2 separate regions of the Homo sapiens genome follow, and region 1 is linked to region 2. The links are chromatin loops, found by intact Hi-C in ENCODE. Cell type or tissue: OCI-LY7. All regions are shown on one strand.

Region 1 (8,000 bases), 330 kb before region 2:
ATTTTCTTGATACATTTGAGATTTTCACTTTGTATGTGATTCTGCATTTTAACTACAATCTGTATAATGATGCATGTCTTGATGTTTATCCTGGATAAGTTTCCATTTTTTTGATCTCATAGACTAATGTGTTTCATTACCCTTGACACATTTCGCAGAATTTCTCAGGTCTCTCAGGTGTGCCACCTCCCAGAGATGCTCTCTGTGTGGTTATTCTCTGCAATTCACTCTACTGTGTTGCTGTACATTCTCTTTTTATGTTATGTCCTAGGTAATTTCCGGAGCAGCCTCAGGCCAGTCTCTGGAGTGTGGGTGCACTTGTAGTGACAGCAGCTCTGGGCTTGGGCCTGGGCTGGTCCACATGGAAGTGGCTCAGGGTCTGAGTTGCCAACACAGGATGAGGTCCCGGAGCCTGGGTTGGGATGATGCAGAGTTGGGGCTGGGAGGCAGCCCCATCCCAGGCCGCACAACAGTGGCTGCTTCTTGGGAGGATGTGGAGGGAAGGTCGCAGAATCTTCCTCTCTGCGGTGATGTACATGCCCATGGCTGCAGATTTTTTTAGTGCCAAAATCACCAGTGTCCTCTTTGGAGCAGGCTGTTGTGATCCTTATTAATGAACACTAAGGGGCCTTCATTAGGAAAGCTGTAGAGTGGAGCTGCCTTGGGGGATACTGAGGTCCTCAGCTGCCAAGGCTGCAGGGTCCTCCACAGAGCAGGCCATGGGGACTGCAGTGGCCCTGCCTCCTAGCTGGTAACACTTGCCTCCTGCTTCTTTGCCCCTGGCTGTCTCAAAACTCTCAGATGTGCCATCTCCCAGCCATCCTTCCTGCATGGTTACTCTGCGCTTTTCTCCCGTTGTGTTCCTGCACTTCTTTAATTGGATTCTGGAGCACTCCAAGGGCTGTTTTCTTTCTTGGATAGCTGTCTAATTGTTGGTTTTGCTATTTTGTGTGTGTTTATGTGTTTTTTTGGGGGGGAGTCCAGATGAAGGCTGGAATCAATGTGAAGCCACTTTTCTTAGGCATTATTAATCTTATTAATCTTATCATGAGTGCAGAGCCCTCATGAGCTAATCACCAAAGAATCCAATGTCTAATACTGTTGTCTTGAAAATTCAGTTTCAACAGGAACTTTGGAGGGGACACAATCAGACCATAGCAGTGATTTAGTAGAAAAAAATATGATAACTGAATTATATTGGATCAATTGGATATCCATATGATGTCAAAATGAATCTTATCCTGCACATTTTACCTCTATATTGATACGCACATTAATTGTAAATCATAACCTGAAATGTAAAGTCAAAAGTATAAAGCTTTTAAACAATACCATAAAAAGATATTTCATGACTATACATGTGAAAAAAGATTTTGTATAGAAGATACACAAAGCACTAAGCACAAAAAAATTAATCAATTAGTTCTCCACTGAAAACTCAAAAAGCCAGAATGGTTTCTTTCTGCCAAATGACTACATCACCTCTCCATCAAGGGTTCACATCCAGGCTGAACCTGAGATGGCTGAAATGACAGAAGTAGAATTTATAATAGGAATAGGAATAAAATTCATTGAGTTGCAGGAGTATGTTGTAACCCAATTCAAGAAAGCTAAAAATAATGAAAAAAATTTTCAGCAGATGACAGACAAAATAGCCAGTACAGAGAAGCACATAACCAGCATGTTAGATCTGAAAAACACACTACAGGAATTTCATAGTGCAATCACAAGTATTAATAGCACAACATACCATGTGGGGAAAAGAATCTCAGAGCTTGAACACTGACTAAGATAAGGTGGGCAGGCAGGAATATAGAAAAAATAATGAAAAGGAATAAACAAAACCTCCAAGAGATATTGGATTATGTAAAGAGACCCATTCTACAGCTGATTGGTATACCTGAAAGGGATGGGGCAAATGAAACAAACCTGGAGAATATATTTCAGGATATCATCTATGAAAAATTCCCCCACCTATCTAAAGAGGCCAACATTCAAATTCAGGAAATTTGGAGAACACAAAAGTAAGATAATCTACAAGAAGATCATTTCCAAGACACATAATTGTCAGATTCTCCAAGGTGAGAAGGAAAGCAAAAATTTTAAAGGCAGCTGGAGAGAAAGGCCAGCTCACCTACAAACAAAAGCCCATCAGACTAACGTGGATCTCTAAGCAGAAATCCTACAAACTGGAAGAAATTGTGGGTCAATATTCAACATCCTAAAGGAAAAGAAACTCCAACCCAGGATGTTATGTCCAGCCAAACTAAGCTTCATAAGTGAAGAGAAATAAGATCCTTTTAAGACAAGCAAATGCTGAGGGAATACGTCACCACCAAACCTGCCTTACAAGAGCTCCTGAAGGAAGCACTAAGTATGGAAAGGAAAGACCATTACCAGCCACTACAAAAACACACTGAAGTACTCAAACAAGTGATGCAATAAAGCAATCACATAAACAAGTCTGTGAAATAACCAGCTGACATCATGATGACACGATCAAACCCACACATATTCATGCTCACCTTAGAAGTAAATGGGCTAAGTGCTTCAATTAAAAGACACGGAATGGAAAGTTGGAAAAAGAACTAAGACTCATTGGTATGCTGTTTTCAAGAGCCCCATCTCACATGCAATGATACACATATGCTCAAAATAAAGGGATGGAGAAAAACCTACCAAGGAAATGGAAAACAGAAAAAAGAAGGGGTTACCGTTTCTGACAAAACAGACTTTAAACAAACAAAGATTAAAAAAAAAGACAAAGAAGTGAAAAATCTTAGGCTTCAGGCAGCTGATGGTGATAGTAAAGTCTGTCTCCAATCCATGACCACTAAACCCCAGGATGCTAGTGGCCCTGTTGGATGTGCCTTAGATGAGGAACCAGGGAGCTTTTCCAGGTTTCTGCTGATACCAGGCTAAGGAGCTGCCAATGCTCTGACTGCACACACAGATGAGAGAGTCTCTTTTCCCTGAAGACAAAGACAAGGAGTCAAGAGACTGCATCAACATAACTTCTCTGGAGGGACATGAGATTAGAATAAAACAGGAAAATCACTCATATAAACTGCATCAAGCCCACAATCTTCATAGTATAACCACAGTCACTAATCTACACTGAATTATAATTACTGTTCTTGCTCAGCAGGGATGCCAGGTCAGAGGAACCAACAAGGTTGAGAGAGTTTCAGTGTAGAGCCATCTCCTCTTCCCCTCACCTGGGAGCTAGAGTACAGGAGGCAGAGAAGCTGAGATGGGGCTTCCATGAGTCTCTCTTGTCCTAACTGAGCAGTGCTTGCCCTGAGTTCTGACCCAGGTATTGATATGGGCTCTGAACAGCAGCATGGCTGGGAGGAACATGCAAAGAAGCATTGGACTTGCTGTGCTTCTAGCTGCAGAGACCACCTGCCTCCTCTTTTTTTCATTGAGAAGCCCCTGCCCAAGTGGTCAGGTCAGAAAGGCTATTGGCTCAGCATGAGGGTAGACCTTCTCCCTTCCGGACTCCCAATTTAATCCCCGTCCTACCTCACCAGTTACCTAGGCTCAGACAGATGGTGTTTAGTACAAACCTCTTGAAAGAAAAAATAAAAATCTATGGTTTCTTTTTCTCTTTCTTCCCCTAACATGCCCAGTCATCTTCCTGGCTGCATGATTGTACCTGGCTGAAGTCATTGATCAGAAATTCATCTTCTATACACACTTTTCCTTTGCAGCTTAGACATCATTTCTATGAGCCCTGAACATTTTCCATTATTTGGAAGAACCAGTAAAGGACATCACTTTGTTAGGCCAAGCACTGTGGGTGCATGAGTGACCACAGCTACAAAGATAAGCAGACTCCAGGCTCAGACTCATCATTGTGTGATTCCACTCTCTGCAGACAGACGATGGTGCTGTCCAGCTGGCCAGGAAAAATTGGGGGTGGTATCTTCTCTTCTCTAAAGCACTCCATTCTGCACAACACAACCATTCACCCACGCTCAGACTCTTTTCCCTTTAACAGTTTTGAAAACCTCTGTTCACACCACTGATGGAAACAAGAATCTTGTCTGGGGTTTTCTTGTGTTCCTCAGAATTGTGAACATGTAGTGGTGAGCGAGGTTCCCCTGAACAGGCTGAGAAGCTCTTTAAATTACATTCCATTTAAAATTATTAATCACAATTGTGGAAATTTGTTTTCTTTCTTATCTAAACATCTAAGTAATGTACTCAGTTTTCTTTCTTAGCTAACAAAACTGAAGTATCAATTATTTTACTCCTGATATAATCTGATATGTTTTGTCTTTTAAATGGAAAGTCAATTTTACTGTAGTTATGACTTGTGTAGTACATAGATCATTATATATGTAATATAATCAATTGAGTACAATAATGTTATATTGCTATTATATGTTTTCAGGAAATAGAACCTAAAATATCACTTGAGAAAAGGATATAAGTTCTGAGAATTATAATTTTCCTTATTTCCTAAAGACTGAGTACGAAAAAGGAATAAAAAAAGGAAAAGGAAACATTTCCATATAACAAGCAGTTTAATCCACTCTTTACAATCTTCCCAGAATTCTAGACATACAGACTGCTGGGAAGAGTGCCCCCCACTGAGCACCTACTGTTTGCCAGGTACTCCCAATACACTGGGATACAGCAATGCAAATAATAGACAATGGCCCCGATCCCATGAAGCTTAAATTCATCTAAAGGGAGTCAGCATATAAAGTGTAAAATCATAAAGAAATAAATTATATATATATATAAGGTAGAATGTGAAAAACGCCTCCAGCAAAAGCATGGAGTAGGGTGTCCTATGAACACATTCAGAGAGATCATTAAGATGGGAAGTTCTAGGTTGTCTTTGGGAGTCAGGGAGGGAGCCCAAGAGGGGTCTGGAGAAAAGCATCACTGCTGAGGGACCAGTGAGTAGAGCTCCAAGCGTGGGACTGTGTGAGCCTTGTTTAGGGCAGAACCAGGAAACCAGAGAGTCAAGTCTGGAGTCCAGTGAGTCAGAGGACAGAACCATGAAAGCGGTTGCATAAGTAACAGGGAGGGTTCAAGGAAGATGGGGCCAGGTAGGAATTGGCCTTTTACTCTGTGTGATGTGGAAACTTTTGTGAGATTTTGACCCTGGAGGAGCACTATTCATCTATTTAAAAGATCACCCTGGCTACTGAATTGGGAGTAGACTGCTGGTGGGTGAGGGGAGAAGCTGGGTGATCTGAGGAGAGCCTGGCCATGGTCTAAGATGAAGATGATGTTGGTTTCACTAGTGTGGAGCAGTGGGGGTGAAGGTGGGGAAATGGTGAGATTTGGGAAACATTTGAGTTCTGAGATTATTGGCTCCCCCTCTGCTGGTTGCAAGGTGTTTTGTGGGATGTGTTGAGCATGCAATTCCTCTAACTTCTCTTGTTTGTTTTTTTTCATGGAGAATTTTTTCTCTGCCTTCTGGTGCTCAGGAAGAAGACTTCTCATTTCCTCTTAGGCTTCTTGTGAGTAACCAAGATTTTGTTCTAGCTCACATTTCCTTTCCCTGCTTGTTCACATCTCCTGAAAGAAGATACCCACGTGCTCTCCACTACGAGGAGTCTCAACCTGCTATCCAAAGGCCTCAGTCTAATGTTTTCTTTTTTGCCTTCATATTATTTTCTTGTTTCCTTGTCATTATCTTAGGAGTCACATAAAGTAACATTTTTCTGTGATTCTTAGCTATTGAAAATGCCATTTTAATCACACTACTTCCCTCCCTTAATGTCTATTAATGAACTTCTCGAAGGTGTTAAGAGACAAAACCATGTGCTCAAATTGTTGCACAGGGACCACTCCACTCTCTAGCAGCACTTCTGGGGCCTCTCACAGAGTGTCCCATCCAGGTAGCCCTGCAGAATCCCCGTCTTGTCACACTCCTCACTGACTTCTGTGAGTCAGATTTTCTGAGTAGAATCCTGGCTTACAATTTGGATGTAATGCGCCCCTTGGAGGCATTTCATGACCTCTCCCTGCCTCAGTATTGTCAGCTGAAGATGAGAATAAAACATACTTGTCATAAAAAGAGTTAGTTCAGTTCACGACACATAAAAACCATTCAGCTGACGGCAGCTGCATGAGAAAGCCCAGGCCAGGCAGCAGAAAAACCTCCCAACCAACCCATAGAATCACAACAAATAATAAATTGTTGTTTCACTCCTTTAAGTTTTGGAGTGCTCTTATATGCTGCAAGAAAATGGAAAAATTAATATATCAATCCAGGTAAAGCACCTGTCTAGGAAACACCTTAGCTTCACAACCCTTTGCCTCTCCCTCTTTGTAGATCAGGTGTAAACTTGAAGTAATAACTCTTCAATCTTCCCCTGTATCAACAGGCCAGAAATCACAGACTCTGAGAACAAAGACAACTATAATATGAACGCTTCACACTCTCAGATTATGGCTTCTGCAGGAAGCAAGTGTCTTTGCATCAGGGCAGAATCTTCCATCCAGAAAGGGTATTTTTGGTTGGGGACTTTTCACTGTAAGAAGCCAACTGAAGGGCTGCTGGCAGGAAAACACTCCAGCATCTTCAGCTTTCACTCCATGGATGGAGAGGGAGAAGCAAAAACCAGAAACTTCCCTGGAAACTGGAAGCGGTTCCAGCAGCCTGGGAAGAAGCCCCAAAGAGCAGCAGACTGGAAGCCTCCTGGGATCTCTGCTTGTCCTAGGTGATGGAGGTGCCTACATCTGTGCTGTTTCTGCAGGTGATAGAGACAAAGTCACCTCCAGATGCTGCTAAGGTCTCCGGAGATGGAGTTGAGATAGTCTGTCCCCTGCATCCTGCAAGGACACCCTATTCAGGAGCACAATGCATTACTTCTCTCAAAGGATTTCTAGAAACCTGTCCTGTTCCTTAGAAGACCCTGTCATGCTTAAACATGACAGAAATTAGTACTCCTGGGCCCTCACATCTTTGCATTTGATCAGAATCAAGATAGAATTGGCTGGGGAGGGGTTCTCAGGACAAGGGCACCTATGAAAGGGGATACAAGCATGGTAGAGCCCACCCTGAGGGGCTAATGGTCAGGTCCATTCTTCACAGCCTGACCAGAACCACAGTGAGCTCTGAAGAGAGGTGGACATGGGGTGTGAGCAGGGACAGAGGATCCATGGTCCTCAGGGAGGCTGGGAACAGGTTCAGGGCTGTATGCACCTCTGCCTCCTGGTTAGCCCTGGACTCTGTGCCTCAGTTTCCTAATGAGAGTTAAGGCAAATCACTTCTATATGTTACACTATAATTTCCAAAGCACATTTGAGCTCATTATCCCCATGTCAAGGGCTAAAGCCCCTGCATGGTCTGCAGTGGGAAATGCACTCACCCTGAAAGCCCATCACCAAGAGGCAGAGGAGCAGGGCCAGGAAGAGCATCTTGGAGTGTCCAGGGAACCTGCTGCTTCTAGACCTAAGGGCAAGGGGAGTGTGGATGGGCAGGTCATTCCTGTCATGGCTCTGTATAAACAGGTTGCACATCCCAAGATTTAAATAAGCACAGATTTCCTTGGAGTCAAGGCCTGATGACCTTAAGCAGAGCCCCTCTCCAGGAGTCTCCCAGGGCAGGCAGGCTCACTCCACCTGTGGCTGCCAGGAAGTGGTGGGGGTGACGTAGATGCCTCGGGTCCCATGGTGGCTGAGGCTGGACTGAGCAGGGCCAGTGATGCTGCCCCATTCCCAGGGTTCCACTCCAGAGGCTGGGACAGGGGTCACCCCAGAGCCAGCCAGATGTCTGCAGAGAGGCCTCTGGATGTTCTATTTTTATGCCACTAAATGTTTGGCAATTTGTTACAGCAGCCCTAGAAAAATAACACAAAAAGTGCTCAGGGAAAATCCAGACTAAAGATGCAATGGCCATTTCCGATCTTCTTGTTTAACTATCAACTCTATACATAAATGGATTGGTGGGGAATTTTATGGTAGAAAAACTTGGCAAATGTGATGAAGGATCTTGAGAACTGAATACTATCTTGGAGTATTTTTGGACC
Region 2 (8,000 bases):
GATCCACCCACCTCAGCCTCCCAAAGTGCTGGAATTACAGGCATGAGCCACCGTGCCCAGCCAAGAATATTTTTTGAGGATTGTAAGCTCCTTTAGGAGGAGAACCACGCCTGGCTTGCTATCTCCCCACCAGAACCCCCATCTCTATCACAGGGTCTTACACAAAACAGGTACTCCAAAAAAAAAAACTTTAAAAATTCATCAGTTCTTGATTCTCTCATCTAACCTGGTGTAAATGGCTGAAGTAGAGATGGGTGGGATCTAGGCCTTTGGACATTTGACTGCATCACAGATGCTGAGGCAAAACCCACCCGCCAGGAGACTGCTTGAATTTTCACTAGAATGCCAGTCCTAGCCTTGGAGTTATGGCTTGAGCCTAGGAGTTCAAGCCTAGCCTGGGCAACATAGGGAGACCCCGTCTCTAGAAAAAATTTAAAAAATTAATTGGGTGTAGTGGTGCATATCTGTAGTCCCAGGCAGCCAGGAGGCTTGCCTAAGCCCAGGGGTTTAAGACTGCAATGAGCTATGATTGTGCTATTGCACTCCAGCCTGGGAAAAAGAGCCAGATCCTGTCTTAAAAAAAAAAAAATGGTTAGGGCCAAGTGGGGTGGCTCACGCCTGTAATCCCAGCACTTTGGGAGGCTAAGGCAGGTGGATTGCCTGAGGTCAGGAGTTCAAGACCAGCCTGGCCAACATGGTGAAACCCCGTCTCTACCCAAAATACAAAAATTAGCCAGGCATGCTGGCGCGCGCCTGTAGTCCCAGCTACTTGGGAGGCTGAGGCAGGAGAATCGCTTGAACTCAGGAGGCGGAGGTTGCAGTGAGCTGAGCATCACGCCACTGCACTCCAGCCTGGGCAACAGAGTAAGACTGTCTCAAAAAAAAAAAAAAACAGGTTAAAACATAATAAAAATGGAGATTTTAATAGCGCCTCCCTCACTAAATAATCCCATAGGATAAAGGATGTAAAACTTCTGCCACAATGCATGATACATATATAGCAGGCACTCAAGAAAGAATAGCTGGTATTATTCTTGTTATTATTGCAACTATAGTCGATAAAGCCTTTGTAAGTACAATCTACCAGAATACATTTCTTAAGGCTAAGTTTCTTAAATGTAACAAATAAATTCCACTATCACCTTTGAAATCCATTTATCAGTCCGCTTGGTTTATTTTCCCATGTTCTTTAGGTTGAAGGGAGAAATGGGAGATGTTTGACAGAATTTTTTTTTTTTTGATGGAGTCTCGCACTGTAGCCAGGCTGGAGTGCAGTGGCACGATCTCAGCTCACTGCAACCTCTACCTCCCAGGTTCAAGCGATTCTCCTGCCTCAGCCTCTCAAGTAGCTGGGACTACAGGCACGCACCACCACGCCCAGCTAATTTTTGTATTTTTAGTAGAGACGGGGTTTCATCATATTGGCCAGGATGGTCTCAATCTCCTGACCTCGTGATCCATCCGCCTCAGCCTCCCAAAGTGCTGGGATTATAGGCACGAGCCACCGTGCCCAACCTTGACAGAATTGTTTTCGGAGAGTTCCATTAAATTTGGCCTCACCAATAGGTGGGTCCACTCTATTCGGATAAGGACTAAGTCAACCGTTATCTCTGTATTCCTTTGGGTCCAGCAATGTCAGTCACAGAGTAAGTGCTCAAAGAAACGTTTGATAAATGAAATGGAATCCATCTGAAGCCCAAGAGCACTTACCTTATATAAAGCAGAGCTCAGGGAGCCTCCCTGGGAGGTAGAAGGTGCAGGAGCCATTAATCCCATAGAAATCTGAACCGGAAATGCTCAAGAAGATGGTATGCTGGAGCTTCTGCCCTTTGGAACCCCTGACCTGCAAGAGGCAACTCCCAGAGCTTCCCTAAGATAAAAGTTTTAACTGGTGCCTCAGCCAGGGAATCTGGGTTTGGGAAAAAGACAGCAATTCAAGCTGGCTGTCTGACCAACCAACCACCATTAAGGGGTAATTTTTCGTTGTTGTTGTTTTTGTTTTATACAGAGTCTCGCTCTGTCGTCCAGGCTGGAGTGCAGTGGCATGATCTCAGCTCATTGCAACCTCTGCCTCCCAGGTTCAAGTAATTCTCCTGTCTCAGCCTCCCAAGTAGCTGGGACTACAGGCACCTACCACCACGCCCTGCTAATTTTTCTATTTTTAGTAGACATGGGGCTTCAACTTGTTGGTCAGGCTGGTCTCAAACTGCTGACCTCAGGTGATCCACCTGCCTCAGCCTTCCAAAGTGCTGGGATTACAGGCTACAGGTGTGAGCCAACACACCCCACCTAAGGGGCGATTTTATTGGGTTATCCTGTCTCTGGAGAAGGAAACAGGCCACAGTCAATGAAATTAGCATTCTAAAAGCAAGAGAATCTGTAAAGTAGAAAAGGACCTTGAGATGGGAGCATGCGTTTTACACAGGAAGGCCCAGATTTGGCCCAGTCTGCCCCAAGACCACCTAACTTGTCAGTAGCAAAGCTGGGATGAATAAAAGCTCAGCTTCCTGACTCCCTGTCCCCAGTTCTTTCCACCACTCCAGCTGGCCACTCCCAATCCCCCTGCTAAGCCAACCCACCTACAGTGTCACTGTCCCTCATTCCCAAATCCCTTACTCAATCCCCCACAGCCTTTTCCATCCTTCCTGCCTTCCTAGCGCTATAGGGTTGGCGGGGCAGAGTGCTCAGAGACCAGCAAGCTGGGATGTGGGGTCTTCCCGAGGTGGTGCAGGATGTTTTGGCTGCTTAGAGGAGGAGCAGGGCAGGCATCTGCAAAAGGCATCTGCATTTCTTACACACTCCCTAACTGCCAGGCCCAGTGCCAGATCGCAGACCCTTTGTCAACAGAGATGCCCTGGCTTTGTAAACCAAGAGGGAGGCAGAAAAAGTCCTCTAGCAACACAGACTGGCCTCTGGGGGAGGCGGGAGAGGGAATTGTCTACGAAAGTTCTCATTTAAACAAACAAACAACAAGATGAAAATAATAAGCTAGGCAAAGAGCCAAGGGGGAACAGCAAGCAAACTCCTGAAATTGCACTGTAATTAAAGCATAGCTGCCTTCCAGATTCTCAAGTGCTGAGATGGGCTGGAGGGATGTTTACTAACCTGGTCAAAAGACATCAGGGCAAATTAAGCTCATCCCAGCCTTGCCTCCAAACACTTTAGAATGCAAATGAGACATGCCAAATTTGCATCTGGGGCATGAAGGGGACCAATAAGTAACCTGTACAGGTCTTGAGCGTTTGGTGAGAAGAATCCAAACTGGCCACTGTGAAGGGAGGCACTGGGGAATGCTGAGCAGGGGGTGGGGTGGCTATCCTGTTTCACCAGAGATGATTTTTTTTTTGGTTTGGTCCAGGCCGATCTCGAGGCTAGGAGCTAGCTGACTAGCCCTCCAGGACCATGCCAATTCACATATGAGAGTACACCAGACTTAGGCCCAGGAAGATTTACATGAGTTTGTGCCAGTATTAACCCCCGGAGATGCCTACCCAATCAGAGCCATTGCGCCAAGGCAAGGAAGGCATTGCCAGGGCGTTTGCATGACAGAAACTAGCATATGGGCTCAAGAGAAACCTTTCTGGGCAGGGGGAGGGAGGGCCATACCCACATGAATCACTCTCTGGTGGTTTTGCTTTGGTTTCAGAACCTGTGGCTAAGGCAGAAGGACCAGTAGGGCCCCTGGCCGCGTTGATTTTTCTCCTCCCAGCTGCTTCTGTCTCTCTCTCAGGCTCCTGGAAACAAAACAGCTGAGCAGATAAACAAGTCACCACCTGCACCCTCCTCCCCCGTGACACCGCCCCTGTCCCCAAGTCCCACCCCTTCTTCTTGCACTCTCTCCCTCCATTCCTCCCTGAAGCCAAACTTCCGGCAGCAGCTGCAGCTGCTCTCTCCCCTCCCATGCCTGCCTCCCCAGCACAGTCCCCTGCCGCAGCCCCTGCCCCACCAATGGCAAATGAGGAACATGTGTATAGAGCCCTGGGCTCTCCCTCCTCCTGAGGCCATTTCCAACAAAACACTTGTGCTTTCTGAAAGTAAGATGTGGAGCTCTGGAGTCCCCAAGGAAAACGGGTTTATGGCATCCGCCAGCCCTGGAGCCAGTGAGTGTCTGGCCCCTTGGCCCAGAGCCCCACTGCCAGGCACAGGCAAACTGGGAGGAAGGGGTTAATCTGAGCAGAGGAGGCCAGGAGGGGCCCAGTTCCATTCCCGACTGCAGGGGATGCTCATCCCCGGGATGGAGGTCAGCAGGAAGCAGCTCAAAGAGGCCAGGAGGCCAAGGCCCAGTTTAAACACTGAATGAAGGCCACCTTTTCAGTAGCATGCACATGTGTGCATGCACACACACGTACACACTCATACACACATGTTACCATGCACATAGTATCCTCTTATTAACAACGTTAAGGTTGTCACGACAGACTCTGGGTTTGGTGTCGGAAGCCCTGCATCAGGGCTGTTTAATAAGTCCCCAGCGCCAATGGTAGGCACTATGGAGGCCCAAACTGTTGGGGAGGGGAACCTCAGAGTGCCTTCTCCCAGGGAGGGGTGTGTGTGCCAGGAGCTGGGTGATGGAGCTCCTCCAGAGCTTTTCTTGGAAGTTCAGAGTTTAACTCTGGGTTAGTAGGGCTCACCTTAGTTCTGAGGCATGTAGGTGAAGACACTGCAATTAGGAAGGTGATGGGGCAGGGGACTAGCCTGTCTTCACCCCCAGGCTTATGTCTGTCTTTCTTCCTTTCTTCCTTTTCTTTCCTTCCTTCTTCCTTCCTTTCTTCCTTTCCTTCTTTCCTTCTTCTTTCTTTTTTTTTTTTGAGATGGAGTCTAGCTCTGTCACCCAGGCTGGAGTGCAATGGTGCGATCTCAGCCCACTGCAACCTCCGCCTCCCGGGTTCAAGTGATTCCCCTGCCTCAGCCTCCCAAGTAGCTGGGATTACAGACACCCACCACCACGCCCAGCTAATTTTTGTATTTTTAATAGAGACGGGGTTTCACCATGTTGGCCAGGCTGGTCTTGAACTCCTGACCTCAAGTGATCCACCTGCCTTGGCCTCTCAAAGTGTTGGGATTACAGGCGTGAGCCACCGTGGCTGGCCCTTTTCTTTTTTCTTTTTTTTTTTTAAGAAGCAGAGTCGGCCGGGCGCAGTGGCTCACACCTATAATCCCAGCACTCTGGGAGGCCCAGGTGGGTGGGTCACGAGGTCAGGAGTTCAAGACTAGTCTGGCCAACATAGTGAAACCCTGTCTCTACTAAAATACAAAAAATTAGCCAGGCATGGTGGCGTGTGCCTGTAGTCCCAGCTACTCAGGAGGCTGAGGCAGGAGAATCGCTTGAACCCAGGAGGCGGAGGCTGCAGTGAGCCAAGATCGCACCACTGCACTCCAGCCTGGGCGACAGACAGAGTGAGACTCCATTTCAAACAAACAAACAAAAAGAAAAAAAGAAAGAAAGAAAGAAAAAGTAAGAGTCTCGCTCTGTCTCCCAGGCTGGAGTGCAGTGGGGTGACCTTTCCTCACTGCAGCATTGAACTCCTGGGCTCAAGGAATCCTCCCGCTTTAGCCTCCTGAGTCTATAGGTGCACACCACCACACCCAGCTAATTTTTAAGTGTTTTGTAGAGACAGGGTCTCCCTATGTTGCCCAAGCTGGTCTCAAACTCCTGGCCTGAAGCGATCCTCCTGACTTGGCCTCTCAAAGTGCTGAGATTACAGTTGTGAGCCACCATGCCCAGACCACATTTCCCCAGAACTCTATCTTTCCTGCTTGTGGACAAGGCAGGGGATGGATTTGGCGTCTGAGAAAGACAAACACAACCTTTAATTTGCTGACTGTCTCATACCTGTCTGCACAGCCTGCTGCTGTTTCGTGTGGAAAGTAACAGTAGCCTGGATAGCTCACAGCTGGGTTTGAAACAGTTAATGGCTGAGTGACCTTGAACAAATTACTTGACCTCCCTGAGCCTGTCTTCTCATTGGTAAAATGTTAACAATATCTGGCTCTGACTCAGAGTTAAATTACTCTTTTGTTTTTCAGGTGGAATTAAGTGACAAGGCAAAGCTAATGTAAGATACATAAAACACCAAAAACACCAAGCATTCTGCCGTGAACCCATTTGGTGCTCAATAAAATCATTGCCCTTTTTTTGGTGTTTTGTTGGAGACAAAACGGAAACACCAAATGGCTGGTGGAAGTGGTAGGAAAAAAGGAGACCAAAAACCCAGTGGCTCTGAAGAGGTACCTGCAGACCCACTGGGCAGGGTAGAGAGGAGCCCAGTGGGAACTTTTCTGCCAGGAGGAATCAGCGGGCAGAGCTCTTCTTCCCATTTGTCCAGCAGGGCTTCTCATCCTCAGCACTGCTGACATTTGCGCCAGATATTTCTTTGTTTTGGAGGCTGTCCTGTGCACTGTCGGATGTTTAGCAGCATCGTCAGCCTCTACTCTCCAGGTGAAGTAGCAAGTTGTCTGCCTCCCGCAGTTATGACAATCAGAATGTCCTGGTGGAGGGGGGCAGAATCACCCTGTGAGCTCCGCTATAGAGCTCAGAGCCCCACCTCCTTTAGGAGTCTGAGCCAAGGCTGCGTCCACAGGAGGGAGTCACTGACGGTTGGAGGACTGATATTCACCAATACCTTTCCCACAAACAAGAGATGCCTGAGAAAGACCTGGTCATGCAGGAGGTGGTGAGTGGCTACTGGAAGAAATATGGTGGCTGGGGGAGGGGCAAGGGAGAAGTCTGCCTGCGGTTGAGCAGGCTGGCTGGAGAGCCAAGGCCAGTGCCCACTAGTGACTCTCCCGAGGGGTGTTGCCTTGGTGGGCTTCCCCGCTCTGGCCTTTTGTCACCTTGTTTGCTGAATCCAGGTAAAATTTTTGACCAAATTGGAAAGCAATTCCGGGGAGTTGGAGTCAGATCTGTCCCTACCCTTGCTGTTGCTAATGAGCTGTATGACCTTAGTTGAGCCATTTGATCTCTCTGCAACTGTTTCTTGGGCTGTGAAACATGGGGGTTGGAGTCTCTGATTTCTAAGGTCCTTTTCAGCTGTAAGTTCTAAGGCCTGTGAATACCACAGTGTGATGAAGCCAACTGGGTGGTGGTGAGGGCCTTGTAAGTTTCAGTCTTACTGCAAGCCGGCGATAGAATTCTCCCCATGTCTTTGTTAAGAACTCTTGGCCGGGCACAGTGGCTCATGCCTGTAATCCCAGCATTTTGGGAGGCCGAGGCAGGTGGATCACCTGAGGTCAGGAGTTTGAGACCAGCCTAGCCAAGATGGTGAAACCCCGTCTCTACTAAAAATACAAAAACTAGCTGGGCGTGGTGGCTAGCGCCTGTAATCCCAGCTACTCGGGAGGCTGAGGCAGGAGAATCATTTGAACCCAGGAGACGGAGGTTGCAGTGAGCCGAGATTGCGCCACTACACTCTAACCTGGGCGACAAGAGCAAGACTTCGTCTAAAAAAAAAAAAGAACTCTTGTTGCTGAGAAATACTTCAGGAGTTCCTACTGTGTGCGAAGCAACGTGCTCTCTGCTGTGCATGTGGGGAGGTCTTTCCCCCTTTCCTCTGAGGGCTCATAATCTAATAACAGATAAAAATAATTCCAATAAAAGGCCATAAATGCAAAATGTCTCATCCTTTCCACCGGCTTCAAAGTCAGGAAGATCTGAGTTTGAGGCTAGGTCCACCATTAGGAGTCCTTGGGTTACTCGGCTCATTTAATCTCAGTTTCTTTACCTGTAAAATGGTCATAATAACAACTGTGTCACAGGGTTATTTTAAGAGTTAAATGAGATTATATATGGGCTGGGTGCGGTGGCTCACGCCTGTAATCCCAGCACTTTGGGAGGCCAAGGCGGGTGGATCACGAGGTCAGGAGTTCGAGACCAGCCTGGCCAACATGGTGAAACCCCATCTCTACTAAAAATACAAAAATTAGCCAGGCGTGGTGGTGCACGCCTGTAATCCCAGCTACTCAGAGTACTGCTTGAACTTGGGAGGCGGAGATTTCAGTGA

The links. A loop is a pair of places that touch in the nucleus more often than their neighbours do. Peaks named below come from ENCODE experiments on the same cell type or tissue, not always from the same donor. Only the 100,000 strongest peaks of a DNase experiment are listed, where the experiment ranks them.
Region 1: a loop joins it to region 2, with 7 times the contacts of the local background. A loop is called at or near these places in 1 of 110 quality-filtered maps.

Annotation. Positions count from the first base shown.
Region 1 is chr22:16,923,179-16,931,178 of GRCh38, forward strand. It overlaps the pseudogene IGKV3OR22-2. Among named protein-coding and RNA genes, the nearest start is that of GAB4, 81 kb to the right of the region's middle. In OCI-LY7, no CTCF peak of the experiment used is centred here; no DNase peak of the experiment used is centred here; H3K4me3 peaks cover 188 bases; H3K27ac peaks cover 577 bases.
Region 2 is chr22:17,254,558-17,262,557 of GRCh38, forward strand. CECR3 (cat eye syndrome chromosome region, candidate 3) reads right to left here. Exons shown (of 3, transcript NR_038398.2): 2 at 6,233-6,488; 3 at 2,302-3,749. Among named protein-coding and RNA genes, the nearest start is that of CECR3, 8.2 kb to the right of the region's middle. RefSeq lists an enhancer at 6,248-6,833. In OCI-LY7, no CTCF peak of the experiment used is centred here; DNase peaks (open chromatin) are centred at 3,204 and 3,684; H3K4me3 peaks cover 1,231 bases; H3K27ac peaks cover 2,350 bases.